2 separate regions of the Homo sapiens genome follow, and region 2 is linked to region 1. Evidence: chromatin contacts called from ENCODE Hi-C or POLR2A ChIA-PET data. All regions are on one chromosome and are shown on one strand. Each heading gives the region's core, a stretch centred on a gene start or an enhancer-like site at or near the end of the contact. The rest is flanking DNA. Distances are from core to core; before and after follow the strand shown.

What was found. A loop is a pair of places that touch in the nucleus more often than their neighbours do. ChIA-PET counts read pairs that join two places held with the same protein, here RNA polymerase II (POLR2A). Pooled maps may share reads with other maps.
Region 2: a loop to region 1 is called in a map with no recorded cell type, with 5 times the contacts of the local background. The contact joins two enhancer-like sites. A Hi-C loop is called at or near these places in 5 of 168 maps with a recorded cell type or tissue (B cell, CD4-positive, alpha-beta T cell, CD8-positive, alpha-beta T cell and 2 more), 17 of 37 single-sample maps with no recorded cell type and 12 of 50 pooled maps. POLR2A ChIA-PET finds 5 or more read pairs at or near these places in 10 of 52 experiments (AG04450, B cell, GM12878 and 7 more).

Annotation. Positions count from the first base shown.
Region 1 is chr7:129,919,298-129,927,094 of GRCh38, reverse strand. All of the region lies in intron 1 of UBE2H (ubiquitin conjugating enzyme E2 H), which reads left to right. Among named protein-coding and RNA genes, the nearest start is that of UBE2H, 30 kb to the left of the region's middle. Within about 2 kb of position 3,096, at least 4 of the 41 ENCODE cell types and tissues checked have a DNase peak (open chromatin) inside an H3K27ac peak, as active enhancers do; they include GM12878, where a contact is called at or near this core.
Region 2 is chr7:130,005,168-130,012,964 of GRCh38, reverse strand. UBE2H-DT (UBE2H divergent transcript) reads right to left here. Exons shown (of 4, transcript XR_007060520.1): 3 at 3,864-4,089. Among named protein-coding and RNA genes, the nearest start is that of ZC3HC1, 42 kb to the left of the region's middle. RefSeq lists enhancers at 428-587, 2,529-3,728, 3,525-4,024, 4,112-4,181, 4,282-4,361 and 2 more. Within about 2 kb of position 3,409, at least 22 of the 41 ENCODE cell types and tissues checked have a DNase peak (open chromatin) inside an H3K27ac peak, as active enhancers do; they include GM12878, where a contact is called at or near this core.

The DNA of each region.
Region 1 (7,797 bases), core at 1,847-4,346:
ACGTTTTAAAAAGGAGAATAGGGCCTTGGAAAAGCACAGAGTTGAGTCTATCAGAGAAGGCTTCCTGGTGGAAGCAGAATGTCATAGAGACAGGAGATAGATGAGCAAGAGGGCACTCATGAGGTATGAGGCGGTTGGTAGGTTATCTTGATTAAAGAATCAGGTTGTAAATAAGTTACTGTTAAGTACATATGTACTAGTATGTACTAGAGCGTGGCGTTTGTGACCAAGATTATGTGGGCTGCTGTATGGAGAAGGGGCTGAGCTTTTTATGATCTGACACTCTGCAACCAGTAGGGCCATACCTGATACTTTTCTGGAGGTGTGATCACTTATCAGTCAGCCAGAGGAGGACTCTTGGTAAAGAATTTACTCACAGGTTGAAATCCAATCATGGTTGGCAGGGTTTTAATGAATTAGAAGACAGTGAATGGATTTGTGGCACATTATATGAGAATGATTGAGATAATTTTTTGAAATGCCTCTGCTTTTTCAGGTGGCTCATGACTGTAATTTCAGCGACTCAGGAGGCTGAGGTGGGAGAATCACTCGAGGCCAGGAGTTTCTTTTTTCTTTTTTTTTTTTTGAGACGGAGTTTAGCTCTTGTTGCCCAGGCGGAGTGCAATGGTGTGATCTCAGCTCACTGCAGCCTCTGCCTCCTGGGTTCAAGCGATTCTCCTGCCTCAGCCTCCTGAGTAGCTGGGATTACAGGCATGTGCCACCACACTGGGCTAATTTTGTATTTTTAGTAGAGAAGGGGTTTCTCCATGTTGGTCAGGCTGGTCTCGAACTCCTGACCTCAGGTGATCCACCCACCTCAGCCTCCCAAAGTGCTGGGATTACAGGCATGAGCCACTGTGCCGGGCCGAGGCCAGGAGTTTCAGACCAGCCTGGGCAACAGAGCAAGACCCTTTATCTTGAAAAGAAAAAATCATAGACTTTTTCAGATGTGTGACATTTGAAGAAGTAAAATACAGTGGAATAACTATAGGCTTCAGTCACAGATTGGATTTGTTATCTCTTTGCCTTGGTTTCCTCAACCGAAAAAGGAAGGAAATACTTATAATTTGTTTTGAGGTTATTTTATATGAAATGTATGTGAATGTATTTAGCATGTAATTGCTTACTGGACAGATCAGTTAGGAATTGTAGTTGGCTGGTAGTAACAGTTCTGGAATAATGTAGTTGTGATGGTAAGTTAGGGAGGCAGATAAGGGCGGGCTTCATGTCATCAGGGAATCCAGATTGCCGCAGTGTGTATTCCCAGCCCTCTTCAGTGCATTACTTAATCTTAAAGGCATCGCTTCTGCCATCACGTCACTGTTTCATGCAGTGGGAGGAAGAAAGGGGTGAATAGGCAGAAGGCTAAGAGCTAGCTGAGACTATTCCCCTCCTCCAATGACCAAAGGAACTTTTCTGAGTGTCCCTCCCTACACATTGCCCTGATCATCCTGAGCTAGAAGTGTCTCGTTGCAAGAAAGGCTGGGAAACAAGGCTCTTTGACTGCCCTGAATACAATCGGGGTTTTGATAGTAAGAAGGAGAGAATGGATACTGGGTTGGATCACGTACAGTGTCTTTCACAGTGAATGTTGTTTCGCTTTTTTCTTTCATTTACATATTTGGGAGCATTATTGTATAGGCCTAGCTCCCATGAACTGTCCCACATTGTGGATTTTATTTTTTTCTTGTTTTTTTTCCACCTGGAGAACACCGTGAATTTTTGTTTATGAATATCTTTTTTTTTTCGAGACTGAGTCTTGCTCTGTTGCCCAGTCTGGAGTGCAGTGGCGTAATCTTGGCTCACTGCAACCTCTGCCTCCTGGATTCAAGCAATTCTCTTCGTCAGCCTCCCGAGTAGCTGGGATTACAGGAGCTCGCCACTACGCCCAGCTAATTTTTGTATTTTTAGTAGAGACGGGGTTTCTCCATCTTGGCCAGGCTGGTCTTGAACTCCTGACCTCGTGATCCACCCACCTTGGCCTCCCAAAGTGCTGGGATTATAGGCGTGAACCACCGTGCCTGGCCATTTGTGAATATCTTATGTCTTTCGGGTTCTGCTTTGCTGGGGGACTGGGCTTATGTGATAAAATTACTTACCTTGAGCATTAAAGGAAAACAAAAAGTTAAACTTTTTTTTTTTTATTCATAGTTTAGCTTGTACCCTCAACCTTTAACTCAGAGGACCTGATTTGGGAGTTCAGCGGTGGTTGAAGGTTGGTAGAGGAGAGGCAGAGTGTTGGGAGGAAAGGAGACTGCCTGGAGGACCGTCCAGGGCTTTCGTCCTTGGCTCTGTGCGGCTCAGAGACCTTGGGGCTTTCACTTCCTTCTTGGGTTATCTGTGTCCTTATCTATCAAATAAGGAGTTGGTTTAGATGATTTTAAGTCTCTCCAACTTGAATATTCTGATTTTATATGTAGACATTATACATGCAACTCTTATTTTCTGTGTGTGTGTGTGTGTGTGTGTGTGTGTGTGAATGTAAAAGGCCTTCACAACCATATGTATACCTGGTATTGCCTTCTAGGGAATACAGAATTGAAGATAGAGTTATGACATAAAATCTCATTTTGAATCTTATTCTCTTTGCAGAGAAATATGCACAGTAAAACTAGATAAATTCTGCAATTTATTACCTTCTTGGTATGAATTTTTACTAGGGCTTTTTTAGAAGTTCAAAGTAGAAAACCTTTTAACACCTTCATTTGGAATTTTAAAATGTGGCAGTGAAATATTTCACATTCAGAAACCTGTGTTAATGTTAACTAGGAAAAGTCTCAGTCTTACGCCATTAGTAATGATGTGTTGTTATCCTTTCATTTCTAGAAATGGATCCCTGGAATTAGATGGAGTATTGTGAAAGTATAATTTTAAACAAATGTTTTTGTAGAGACAGGGTCTCACTATATTGCCCAGGCTGATCTCTAACTCCCAGGCTCAAGTGATCCTATTACTTTGGCCTCCTGAAGTGCTAGGATTGCAAGTGTGAACCACCATGCCCATCCTGAAGGTATAATTATTAAAATGCTATCCAGTGTTCATAATCTGCTTATCTAATAATTCAAATGCTTTGTTTGCCCTGCTGAGGTCAGACTTTGGCCTACTCTGTGAATGAATCAGTTTTTGCTGTTGTTACGGATGGTAGAGTTGAGTCAAGATGTTAATGGCCCTTGTCCAATATGGGGAGCTAGTTAAGAATGTCTTCTGATTCTATCCTGTGGAGTGAGAGTATCTATTTGTTCACTTGATGGAAACTTACAGTTCCCTCGTGTCTTGTTTCAGTTTTGTTTTTCATGTGGAATACATCTAGAGAGACAGTATGGCTTAGTGGATGGGACAGGCCCTTGTGAGAATTATTTCAAATAATTTTGTAATTTCAACCCAGTAAATTTCTCCATCACTGTTCCTGATCCCTGGCATTATGAACAATAGGTTTCAGAAAGCTTCCATGTTTTAGAACCTCTCCTACCTGAGATTACAGGTGTGAGCCACCACATCTGGCCAAGGTGTTATAGATTCTTTAACCTAAATTTGGCTTATTACTTGGAAATGTTATTGAGGAAATTGGTTATCAGTTTTATGATTTTCTAAATTACTATATAACTTCTAGTCACATAAAAAGTGTCTAAGCTTGTCCATAGCAAGAGAGGGCTGCTTCAAATTATGATTAATGATATTGCAGAACAAACTCTGGGTTGGTAGTAATATTTATTGGTTAAAATATAGTAGTAGGCCTTTAACATGGATATGACTGTAGATCTTTATTTTAGCTGCCACATAGTTGTGAATAAAACCAAACTTACGAAAAGCAGGTAAAACTTTATTTTATTTTGGAAGTTAGTTGATAAGGGTAATTCAGATTGAATTGCATAATAATGGCAATATTAAGTTTCTTGTTTAACAGTTATGGACTGGAAATTTTTCTTTCAGCACTTGGGAGGCCGAGGCGGGTGGATCACGAGGTCAGGAGATTGAGAACATCCTGGCTAACACGGTGGAACCCTGTCTCTACTAAAAATACAAAAAATTAGCTGGGCTTGGTGGCGGGTGCCTGTAATCCCAGCTACTCTGAGGCTGAGGCAGGAGAATAGCATGAACCTGGGAGGCGGAGCTTGCAGTGAGCCGAGATCATGCCACTGCACTCCAACCTGGGCGACAGAGCGAGACTCCTTCTCAAAAAAAAGAAAAAAAAGAAAAATCTCAGATACAAGCCAGGCACTGTGTGTGCACTTGTAGTCCCAGCTACTTGGGAGGCTGAGGCTGGAGGATCGTTTAAGCCCAGGAGTTCAAGTCAGTCTGGGCAATATAGCAAGATCCCCATCTCTAAAACAAAATAACTCAGATACATATAATTAGAATAGTATAAATAAATATCTGTATACCACCCTACTATGTAGACTCAATATTTTGCTATATTTGCTATCTCATATTTTTGGCTGAGCCATTTATAATTTGCAAATACTGTGAGACTTCAGTGTAAATACTTTAACATGCATCTTCAAAGAATAAGGACTGTTTTTCTGGGCACAGTGGCTCATGCCTGTAACCTCAGGATTTTGAGAAGCCGAGGCGGGTGGATCACTTGAGGTCAGGAGTTCGAGACCAGCATGGCCAAAATGTTGAAATCCCATCTCTACAAAAATTAGCCAGGCGTGATGGCGTCTGCCTGTAATCCCAGCTACTCAGAAGGTTGAGGCAGGAGAATCACTTGAGCCCAAGAGGCAGAGGTTACAGTGAGCCGAGATCATGCCATTGCATTCCAGCCTGGGTGCCAGAGCAAGACTCCATCTCAAAATAAAAATTAAAAGGCCAGGCACGGTGGCTCATGCCTGTAATCCTAGCACTCTGGGAGGCTGAGGTGGGTGGATCACCTGAGGTCAGGAGTTCAAGACCAGCCTGGCCAACATGGCAGAAACCCATCTCTACTAAAAATACAAAAATTAGCCAGGCGTGGTGGCTGGTGCACACCTGTAGTCTCAGCTACTCAGGAGGCTGAGGCAGGAGAATTGCTCCAACCCAGGAGGCAGAGGTTGCAGTGAGCCGAGATCGTGCCACTGCACTCCAGCCTGGGTGACAAAGTGAGACTGTCTAAAAAAAAAAAATTAAAAAAGAATAAGGACTTTTCTTACATAAACACAGTACCATTATCACACCAGAGGATATTAATAGTAACTTCAATTATATCATGTAATATCCATAGAGGAAATATTGAAATGGTGAGATGTTTTGTCTAGCCACTTTCAAAGAAAGAAAGCCTGTATTTTTACATTTTAAACAACAGTAATTAGACAAAGTTAGCGCCAAAAAGATTGGTTTGAAACCCATGCAATGTTAGTGGGAAAAATGTTCTCATTCATTCTAATAATTTATGAAGTCAGCTTTTTTTTTTTTTTTTTTTTTGTGACAGAGTCTCTTGTTGCCCAGGCTAGATGCAGTGGCGTGATCTCAGCTCACTACAACCTCTGCCTCCCAGGTTCAAGTGATTCTCCTGCCTCAGCCTCCCAAGTAGCTGGGACCACAGACGTGTGCCACCATGCCTGGCTAATTTTTTGTATTTTTAGTAGAGACAGGGTTTCACTGTGTTGGCCAGCCTGGTCTTGAACGCCTGACCTCAAGTCATCCGCCCGCCTCGGCCTCCCAAAGTGCTGGGATTACAGGCGTGAGCCACCATGCCCGGCAAAATCAGCTTTTAAATTAGGGTTTAAATTTGCTTTTGTAGCTGCATATTTTAAAAAGTTTGCTTGAGCCCAGCAGGTTGATCCTGCAGTGAGCTATGATTGCACCAATGCACTCCAGCCTAGGTGACAGAGTGAGACCCTGTCTCTAAATAGATGAGTCCATTTTTCTGCCCTTAGAAAATATAGAATGATGAGTACAATTGGACCCTCAAGAGTAAAGATCAGAGACAGTGACACAGTCTAGCAGAAAATAATGGTACCTGCTGCAAAGGGTCATTGTTACCAAGTAAGTGAAATTGTGTAGTAGTGGTTAGCACAGTATCTAACACATAAGCACACCAATGTTAGCTTTAAAAAAAAAAATCACGTGTAATATATATTGATTTGGAACTATAAACACCAGGACTTTTTTTTTTTAGAGGCAGAGAGTCTTGATAGGTTGTCCAGGTTGTTCTCAAACTCCTGGCCTCAAGTGATCCTCCCACTTTGACCACCTAAACAGTGAGCCACTGTGCCCGGCCAACACCAGGACATTTTAAAGATTGCTTTTTTTTTTTTTTTTTTTTTTGACTTTTTCTAGTCATTTGTTTATTACATTGTTTTCAATGACAAAATATTTTAAGCACCACAACAAATATGTGGAATAAAATAATGAACAGCATCCATTTCCCAGTTGTCAGATTTTAACATTGTCTTCAGAACTTTTTTTTGAGGTAATAACACCTGAAGTTACACTAAAGCCTCCTGTGATGTCTTTCCTGATTCCGCTTCCCTCCCTGTCTTCTTGAATTGTCATCATACCATTCATGTTTATTTTCTCATATATGTATGTATGTAGTATTTTGTATGTTTATATAAATATACATTTTGATTCAATATTACTTTTAAGATTTATTGATATTATTAGAAGTATTCTAGTAGCTTTACTTCATTTGTTTCCAGTTCATTTATATTGAGTTATATGTGTACCATATTTTTTCCATTTTGTTAATGCACATTTAGGTTATTTCCAGTTTTTCACCGTTATATACAGTGTCATAATTAACATTTATGAGTGTCTTTTTGAGCACATATGTGTTTTTCTGGGATAGTGTTTTTCAAGCCTTTTTTGTTCACTAGACACAGTAAGAAATGTATTTTACATTGATACCCAAAATATGTGTGTGTTTATTTGCATAATGTTCATATATATATGCATAAATATTTACATGTAATAGAAATTATAGTTTTATAAAATATTTACCCTGAAAAAATATTTACGCATACAATGTGAGAGATGCATACTTGAGATATGAATAAATATCCCTTCATTTAAAAATAAGCTGATCAGGACAATATTTGACAAATAATAGTCTAATGTATGTAACCTGAAGCAGAATTGCTGCTTTGACAGTGCTCATTTTCAGCTTGGCGAGAGATGAAAAATATCACTCTTCAAAGTAATTTTACCAAACTCACATTCCCATCAGCAACATATGAGAGTTCCTGTTTATTCATATCCACACCATCATTTATCCAGCTTTCTAACATTTTGCCTATCTGATGGATGTGAAATGGTATCCCAGTGTTTTCTCAGTTTATTTTCTAGTCAAATATTTTTGGTGCCTTCTTTCTGTCAGACCCTGTGCAAAGCAGTAAAGATGGTAACAAGAGAGGTGAGACATGGCTTTCCTATTCTAGGGAGCTTGCATTCTAGGAGAGAGATGAACTTTGTCTCCCAGTGAGTGGCAAAGGGACACACAACGGGGTGCAATGTGCAGCCTGCCTAGGGAAATGGGGCTGTTCCAAGAGATGAAGTTTGACCTTGGTCTTGAAAGATGAGTGGGCATTTTCAGAGAGCTGTGGAGTTGAGGGGCATTCCGGGTGGAGGGGAGGCAAAGGCATAGAGCTGTAAAACCACATTATTCAAGAAACTTAATGAGTGTTCATGACTGTAGAGTCCCAGGATTGGTGAGGCCAAGGAATAAGCAGAGGAGAGCCTGCAGATATGGAGGCAGGTGGAGTTGTATGCTGCCGGCACCAGACTCATTGAAGGTTTTAAGTAGGGTGTTAACAGGAGTTTTATTTTGTTTTTACAAGTCTAGGAATGGATTCTGGTATTAAACGTGATGGTCAATCA
Region 2 (7,797 bases), core at 2,160-4,659, 86 kb before region 1:
GAACAGAAAATGTGAAGCCTAGAAGGGACTCAAGATTCACCTCCAAGGCCTTCATAGTTCTCACGGGGAAGCCAGGATCACAGAGACAAGAAAATCCTTTTTAGCCTCTGTGTCCATTTCTTAGCCAGTCTTGTCCAACCTAACTAGAACCAATGGAGCAGAAGGAAAGGCACACAAGAATAACTTGACGGCACAACGGGTTTTGAGCCAATCAGAAGTGATACCAAGGCCAGGTGCAGTGCCTCACACCTATAGTCCCAGCACTTTGGGAGGCTGAGGTGTGCGGATCACTTGAGGTCAGGAGTTCAAGACCAGCCTGGCCAACGTGGTGAAACCTCATCTCTACTAAAAATACAAAAATTAGCCGAGCGTGGTGATGGGTGCCTGGAGTCCCAGCTATTTGGGAAGCTGAGGCAGGAGAATCACTTGAACCCGGGAGGCGGAGGTTCCAGTGAGCTGAGATCGCGCCACTGCACTCCAGCCTGGGTGACAGAGGGAGACTGCATCTCAAAAAAAAAGTGATAGCGAAACCAAGACTGCAGCTGGAGTCTACCTCCTACTGAAATGTGGGGAATCAGTCTTGAGCAGGAGAACCTCTGAAACTTGATTTTACTACTGCTGCAAATAGCTATCACTTGTAAGTACAGATTGTTTGCCAAGCACTGGTCTAAGCATTTTATCTTATTTAAGCCTCATAGCAGTCCTATGAGGAAGGTATAATTACTGTTCCATTTTTACAAATGAGGAAACAAAAGCATAAGTTAATTACTTTGTTCAGGGTCACACAGCCCAGTAAGTGAGGGCCGGGATTCAAACTCAGCCCATCAGCCTCCAAGGCAGACCCCACTGCCTGCCTTTAACCAAGGACATAGTTATACATGCATGACGATGTTTAATTCCATTGTTACTTGGGTTGTTTGTTTTTGTTTTTGTTTTGAGACAATCTTGCTCTGTTGCCCAGGCTGGAGTGCAATACTGCAATCTCAGCTCACTGCAACCTCTGCCTCCTGGGTTCAAGTGATTCTGCCTCAGCCTCCGTAGTAGCTGGAACTACAGGTGCCCACCACCATGCTGGACTGATTTTTTTTCCTTTTTTTATTTTTGAGACAGGGAGGGTCTCTGTCGCCCAGGCTGGAGTGCAGTGGTGGGATCTCGGCTCACTGCAACCTCCACCTCCCAGGCTCAAGCAATTCTCCTCCCTCAGCCTCCTGAGTAGCTGGGATTACAGGCATATGCCACTACCGCCCAGCTAATTTTTGTGTTTTTAGTAGAGATGGGGTTTCACCATGTTGGCCAGGCTGGTCTTGAACTCCTGACTTCAAGGATCCACCCGCCTCAGCCTCCCAAAGTGCTGGGATTACAGGCGTGAGCCACCGTGCCCAGCCTGAGACCTTTCTTCTGTAGATCCAGAGAAACCAGATGTCAAGGGAAATGCAATTTATCAGCTATTAAGTGATAAGAAAATCTCCCCTCCTAAGGATCGTGCCATCTCCCAAGTCTCCAAGAGCTGGGGCAAGTCACTGTAGCCAACTTGAGAATCAAGTTCAGGTATGAGGCCAGGCGTGATGGCTTATGCCTGTAATCCCAGCACTTTGGGAGGCCAAGGCAGGCAGATTGTTTGAGCCCAGGAGTTCAAGACCAGAGTAGACAACATAGGGAAACCCCGTCTCTACCAAAAAAAAAAAAAAAAAAAAAAGCCAGGTGTGGTGGCGTGCACCTGTAGTCCCAGCTCCTCAGGAGGCTGAGGTGCGAGGATCCCTTAAGCCTGGGAAGTCAAGGCTGCCGTGAGCTGTGATCACACCACTGCCCTCCAGCCTGGGAGATAGCGCAAGACCCTGTCTCAGAAAAAAAAAAAAAAAAAAAAAAAAAAAAAGTTCAAGAATGTGACCTCGGTGCCAGGCAAGAATGCTAGCAGTACCCACTACGGCCACTAGATGTCCCCCATGTTCCACTTCTGGCTTACCTAGCTGGACTTGCCAACACAAGACATCATCATTCTTACTTTGTCCTTATTTTGTTACAGGGTCTTTCCCCTAACCCCACTTAAGCTCTACCAAGTGCGGTGATGGAAACAGAAAGAAACTGAAAGCATTGAAACAGTCAGCAGAGAGACAGAAATGAGAATGGGTATTTATTGAGGAGACAGAGAAGGAAAAAAAAACCTCTAAATTTAAGGTCAGAGTTGGGGCCTTGCATCCAGGAATAGTGGCTCGAGTAGCAATGATAAGAACCCGATTGAATGGGAAGTCAACCGAAAGGGAAATCCAGGGGACTGTGAGCCATTGGCAGCCACCCTGGGACACATGCAGCCCTCCCCAGGTGTCATCCTTTGGCTGATCTCAGCACCCGCACTCAGGGCTGGGCCACCCCAGGGCCGACCTGCAAAGTTAGGCAAGCCACTAATGAAGCATGATGACACACTCACAGGGGCATGAGTGGTGTCTCATCACAGCCAGGGCACAGCCCAGACCCACCAGATGACCCTTTTCTTGTGAGGATTCCCAAGTCTATGACTAATGCTAATTAACCCTGACTCACAGTAGCACTGAGCACACAGAGGTCATTATCTCCACTGGAAGGAGTGGGGAAACTGAGGTGTGGAGTGGGGAAGCAGCTTTGCTCCATCAGTGTCACCAGGTCAGGAGTTGATCCTCCCTGCCCTTCTCAAAAGCCCGTGAGGCTGTTCTTGGTAATCAGCAGTAGACACTTCCGGTGGGGCTAAGGGATAGGGCCTTTCCCCACTGCTGTTTCCACGTGAGTCAGAGCCACAGAACTGGAAGCAGAGTTGTAGACTACTTGGTCTAATCCCTGAGGAGTCTGAAGGCCAGAGTGGGGAGTGAAGGCCAAGATCACACAGCAGGTTGTGGCTGAGCCACGCCTAGAATCCTGAGGCTTCTTGCTGAGTCCCCTTCTTGCACTACAGTCATCATGACAGAGCAGAAGAGAGGCAGTACCCTGTGAGAGTTAGGAGCACCAGCTCACTAGCCAGAAGTGGTGGCACGTGCCTATAGTCCCATTATACTAGGGAGGCTGAAGTGGGAGGATCGCTTGAGCCCAGGAGTTCGAGACTGCAGTGAGCTATAATTGCACCACTGAACTCCAGTCTGGGTGGCAGAGCAAGACACCTTGTTTATAAAAAAGAAAAATAAAGGGGGACAAAAAAAAAAACACCAGCTCTAGGTCAGGTAGCTTGGCAGGTGGATCTAGCAGGCTCTAGGTTCCATAGCCTGGGTACAGATCCTGGATTCACTGGTCACCAGCTGTGTGTTTCTGAACCTATGACTCAGCCTCAGCTTCCTCATCTGTAAATTAGGGATAATACTAGTAGCTGTGTCACAGGAATGTTTTGAGAATTCATTGGCATATGTGAAGTGCTTAGAGCAGTGCCTGGCACATGAGAAGTGCTCAGGAAATAGTAGCTGTTTGTTTAAGCTGGCTGTTTAAGCCCAGTTGCCTCTCTGGCCAAGTGTCTCCAGCTTGCCTGGTCTTTTGGGACTCCTGAAGGAAGGGAGCACCAAAACTATAGGTGTTAGGATCATGAGAAAGACACATACCAGTATCTCCTCACCAGACTGTCTGTGGTCTCAGTAGGCCTCTTTCAGCCCAGCGGCCTCCATGCCACCATCAGACAGCACAGGTGCTGGTGGATCAGCGCCAAGCCCAGCTTTAGAAGCATTGGGAAGCACCTTGGCAACAAGACATAAACCAAGATAACCACATTCCTACCAGTCTCCATGGACCCTGGCTCCGGGCCTGGCAAGGCCACCCTCAGGAAATGGCGGTACAATGACGACAGGAAAGCTTATGACAGGCATCACCCTGCTGGGCTGAGAACACTGGCTTGTTTGTCCAGCACAGCTTACCTGAGTCACCCATTGTGGAGTCTGCAGCCACCTGGGCCTGGAGCTAGGCCAGCAGGCTGCTTGGAGTCTGGAACACCTTCTGCGGGCTGAATCTGGCTAGGTCCGGCACTTGCTGCCTGTCCCCTCCTCAGAAAGCAGGTCAAGGCAGTTTGGCTCCGTAGATCTGGCTCCAAACAGTGAAGAGCCTGGTGGGGCCTGACAACAGTTCAGAGACGCAGAGCCTCCTCTGTGGGAAACAGAATGTGAACCGAGGCCTTAGAGTGTTTGGAAAATCAGCTCCACGAATCAGAGATGGACCGGGCAGCAGCTTCTCCCTCTCCTCCATCCCATGCTACACCCGTAGCCACTCTCTGTGCCCCACTGGTCCTCAGGGGGCCCTGGGCTCTCTTGCCAAGTCTCAGCACTGCCCAGGCCCATGCAGCCGGTCAACAGTGACTGGGCTCAACTCCCACTAACTCAACCTGGGGGTTTTCCAAAGTGAAATGAGGAACAAAATAGGTGCTATGTTTCACAGTACCAAGTTTTAAAATACTAATAAAATTAGAAAATACTTTTTCAGGCCGGGAGCAGTGGCTCACGTCTGTAATCCTAGCACTCTGGGAGGCCAGGGTGGGTGGGCCACATGAGGTCAAGAGTTTGAGACCAGCCTGGCCAACATAGTGAAACCCTGTTTCTACTAAAAATACAAAAATTAGCTGGGCATGGTGGCGTGTGCCTGTAATCCCAGCTACTTGGGAGGCTGAGGCAGAAGAATCGCTTGAACCTGGGAGGCAGAGGTTGTAGTGAGCCGAGATTGTGCCACTGCACTCCAACCCGGGCGACAAGGCGAGACTCTGTCTCAAAAAAAAAAAAAAAAAAAAAGAAAATACTTTTTTAAAAGGTGTAAAAAATGAGAATGAAAGTCCCCTGCCCCTTCTGGCCCTTGAGGGGCTTTCTACTGGAGGGACCATTTGTGGCATAGTTGGCAAGGGCACCCAAGAAGGCCAGAAGGGGACGCCCATGGGTGGGGACAGGAGGCACAGGAAGCAGTGTTTTAAGGTAGTGATCCCACAGGCCTAAGAAGGTGGCTCTGTTCCTCCAAGGAGTACTAAAGAGCCATCATAAAACAGTACTGACCGGGCGTGGTGGCTCACACCTGTAATCCTGGGAGGCCAAGGCAAGTAGATCACTTGAGGTCAGGAGTTCGAGACCAGCCTGGCCAACAGAGTGAAACCCCATCTCTACTAAAAATACAAAAATTAGCCAGGCATGGTGGCATGCACCTGTAATCCCAGCTGCTTAGGAGGCTGAGGCAGGAGAATCGCCTGAACCTGGGAGGCGGAGATTGCAGTGAGGCGAAATCGTACCACTGCACTCCAGCCTAAGCAAGAGTGAGATTCTGTCTCAAAAAAAAAAAAAAAGAAGACTGTCCTAGGGGACTTGGGATATGCAAGCTATGTGTGCTCAGTGCTCAGCACGAGGTGGTGACCTGGCGTTGGGGAGGCCCGAGCTGGAATAGGGAGCCTGGCTATCTGGGTGCCCCACCCTGGTAACTGACCTTGGGCAAGTCAGTTTCCATTTCAGTCCCTTTATCTTTGTTTTTGTTTTTTTTTTTTTGTAGAGACAAGGTCTCACCATGTTGCCCAGGCTGGTCTCAAACTCCTGTGCTCAACGATCCGCCCACCTCACCCTCCCAAAGTGCTGGGATTACAGGCATGAGCCACCGCACCTGGCGTTCAGTCTCTTTATCTGTCCAGTGGGGTATTAACAAGTATCTAATGTTCAGAACAACATTAAGACGTTCAGAACATGTCAAAGAACCTTTGGAAGAAGTTTGAAACTCTCTCTCACACCCCCCACATGAGGTATAACTTGGTTTGGGCATGGGGGGGTGCTCCTCCAGGTGGGAAAGGTGGCTGGCACCTGAGTCAAGAACAGGGTAAGAGCAGAAGACAGAGGCAGCATGGAGAGCCAAGGACCACAGAAGAATGCCCTGAGAATCAGGCTGCCAGGCACCTAGGCTGTGGGTTGGAAGCAAGAGGGCCATCGGGTGGTGACAGGCAGAGGAAGTCCTTTCTCTCAGCTGCTGCCATCTTGCCTTCTGCAGTCCTGTGGCCCGCCTGGCCTGCCACCCGAGGAGCAGGAGGTTTAGGCTCCGGCTGTGCCCCATCTCTGAGCTGGAAGTGAGCAGCAGAGCCTGCAGACTGTGCAGGACAGGTCACCGCATCTGAGGCAACGGAGACAAGGCTTTGAGAAAGAAGCCTGATGCTTGCCCCCTTGACTGCCGGAGAGGGAATTTAGTGCCACCCAGGGTCCCCAGATCTTCACCTGTGTCCAAAAGCCAATCTGTCATGGACAGTCACCATGGTCACCATACATCCGGTTCTCTGTCTCTGGCTTTGGCTCCTACTAGCTGACCTCACCTACCTCAAAGTCACTTGAGAGAGTCAAAGCTGCTATGTGTCTGGGTGCCCCAAGAAACTGAGTTCCTTGTCTATGTGGGGATGATAACCCCCTCCCCAATTCAGTGCCCGACCTCATCAGTGCGCCCCAAAGCTGCAGTGCACCGTCCAAGTCTCCAAACCAGTTGTGAACAGTCAGGTTAGCTTCCGATCCTTACCCCCAAACCCCGGGGACTGAATGGAGGCCAAGGATCTACAGGGGAGGGGACACCTTCCTGGTCAGCCATCCTTGGTGAAACCCCATCTCTACTAAAAATACAAAAAAAATTTAGCTGGGCATGGTGGCATGCGCCTGTAGTCCCAGCTACTCCGGAGGCTGAGGCAGGAGAATCACTTGAACTCAGGAGGTGGAGGTTGCAGTGAGCCGAGATCACACCACTGCACTCCAGCCTGGCAACAGAGCGAGACTCCATATCAAAAAACAAAACAAAACAAAACAAAACAGACACTCATTGGAACTTCTCAACCGCTCCTTTCCCCTCCACCACATGACCTTCCTGTGATGGCAGCCCTGGCACTCAGCAGGTGCCTGGTACAGAGAACATGCTCAGGAAATATTTGTTACCTAAATGAACAAATACATGTTTATCATCAATGTAGGAGTTTGGAGGCGGAGCTAACTTTGCCTTGCAACCTTGGCCTGGGGACGAGGGCTTCCATTCTGGTCCCTTGAAGAACCTACTTTGAAAGGGGTCCGGAAGACATGACTGGCCTCCTCTTGATAAGAAGAAGGCAGACCAGCATAGGCAGTGGAAGGGGAAAGCAGCTGGAGATTGGAAAGAGGAAATTTAGAGCTATGCTTAGGCTAAGAAACAAAGAGCAGGACTGTGTGCCCCAGCAAGCATGTGGCCTGACGTTGATAGCATTAGGAAAATTTTGGGCCAGGTGCGGTGGCTCACACCGGTAATCCCAATACTTTGGGAGGCCAAGGCAGGAGGATCACTTGAGTGTAGTTCAAGACCAACCTGAGCAACATAGTGAGACCCCATCTCCATAAAAAATTTAAAAATTAGCCATTGCACTCCAGCCTGGGTGACAGAGACCATGTCTCAAAAAAAAAAAAAAAGCACATTTTCACATAACATACACTTCTGTAGCTCTTCTCCATCTCATTTGTTCTCAACATGGGAGAGCAAAAAGAGAGAACTGACATGGAAACCCTTGGGTTTTTTTTTCTGTCTTGTTTGAGACAGAGTTTCAAAAAAGATAAAAGCCTTGTCCAAAGACTACAAACTTGTCGCCCAGGCTGGGGTGCGGTGGCGTGATCTTGGCTGACTGCACAACCTCCACTTTCCAAGTTCAAGTGATTCTCCTGCCTCAGCCTCCCGAGTAGCTGGGATTACAGGCGTGCACCCCCATGCTTTGATAATTTTGTTTTTTTGTTGTTTTTTTTTTTTTGAGATGGAGTTTCACTCTTGTTGCCCAGGCTGGAGTGCAATGGCATGATCTCAGCTCACTGCAACCTCTGCCTCCCAGGTTCAAGTGATTCTCCT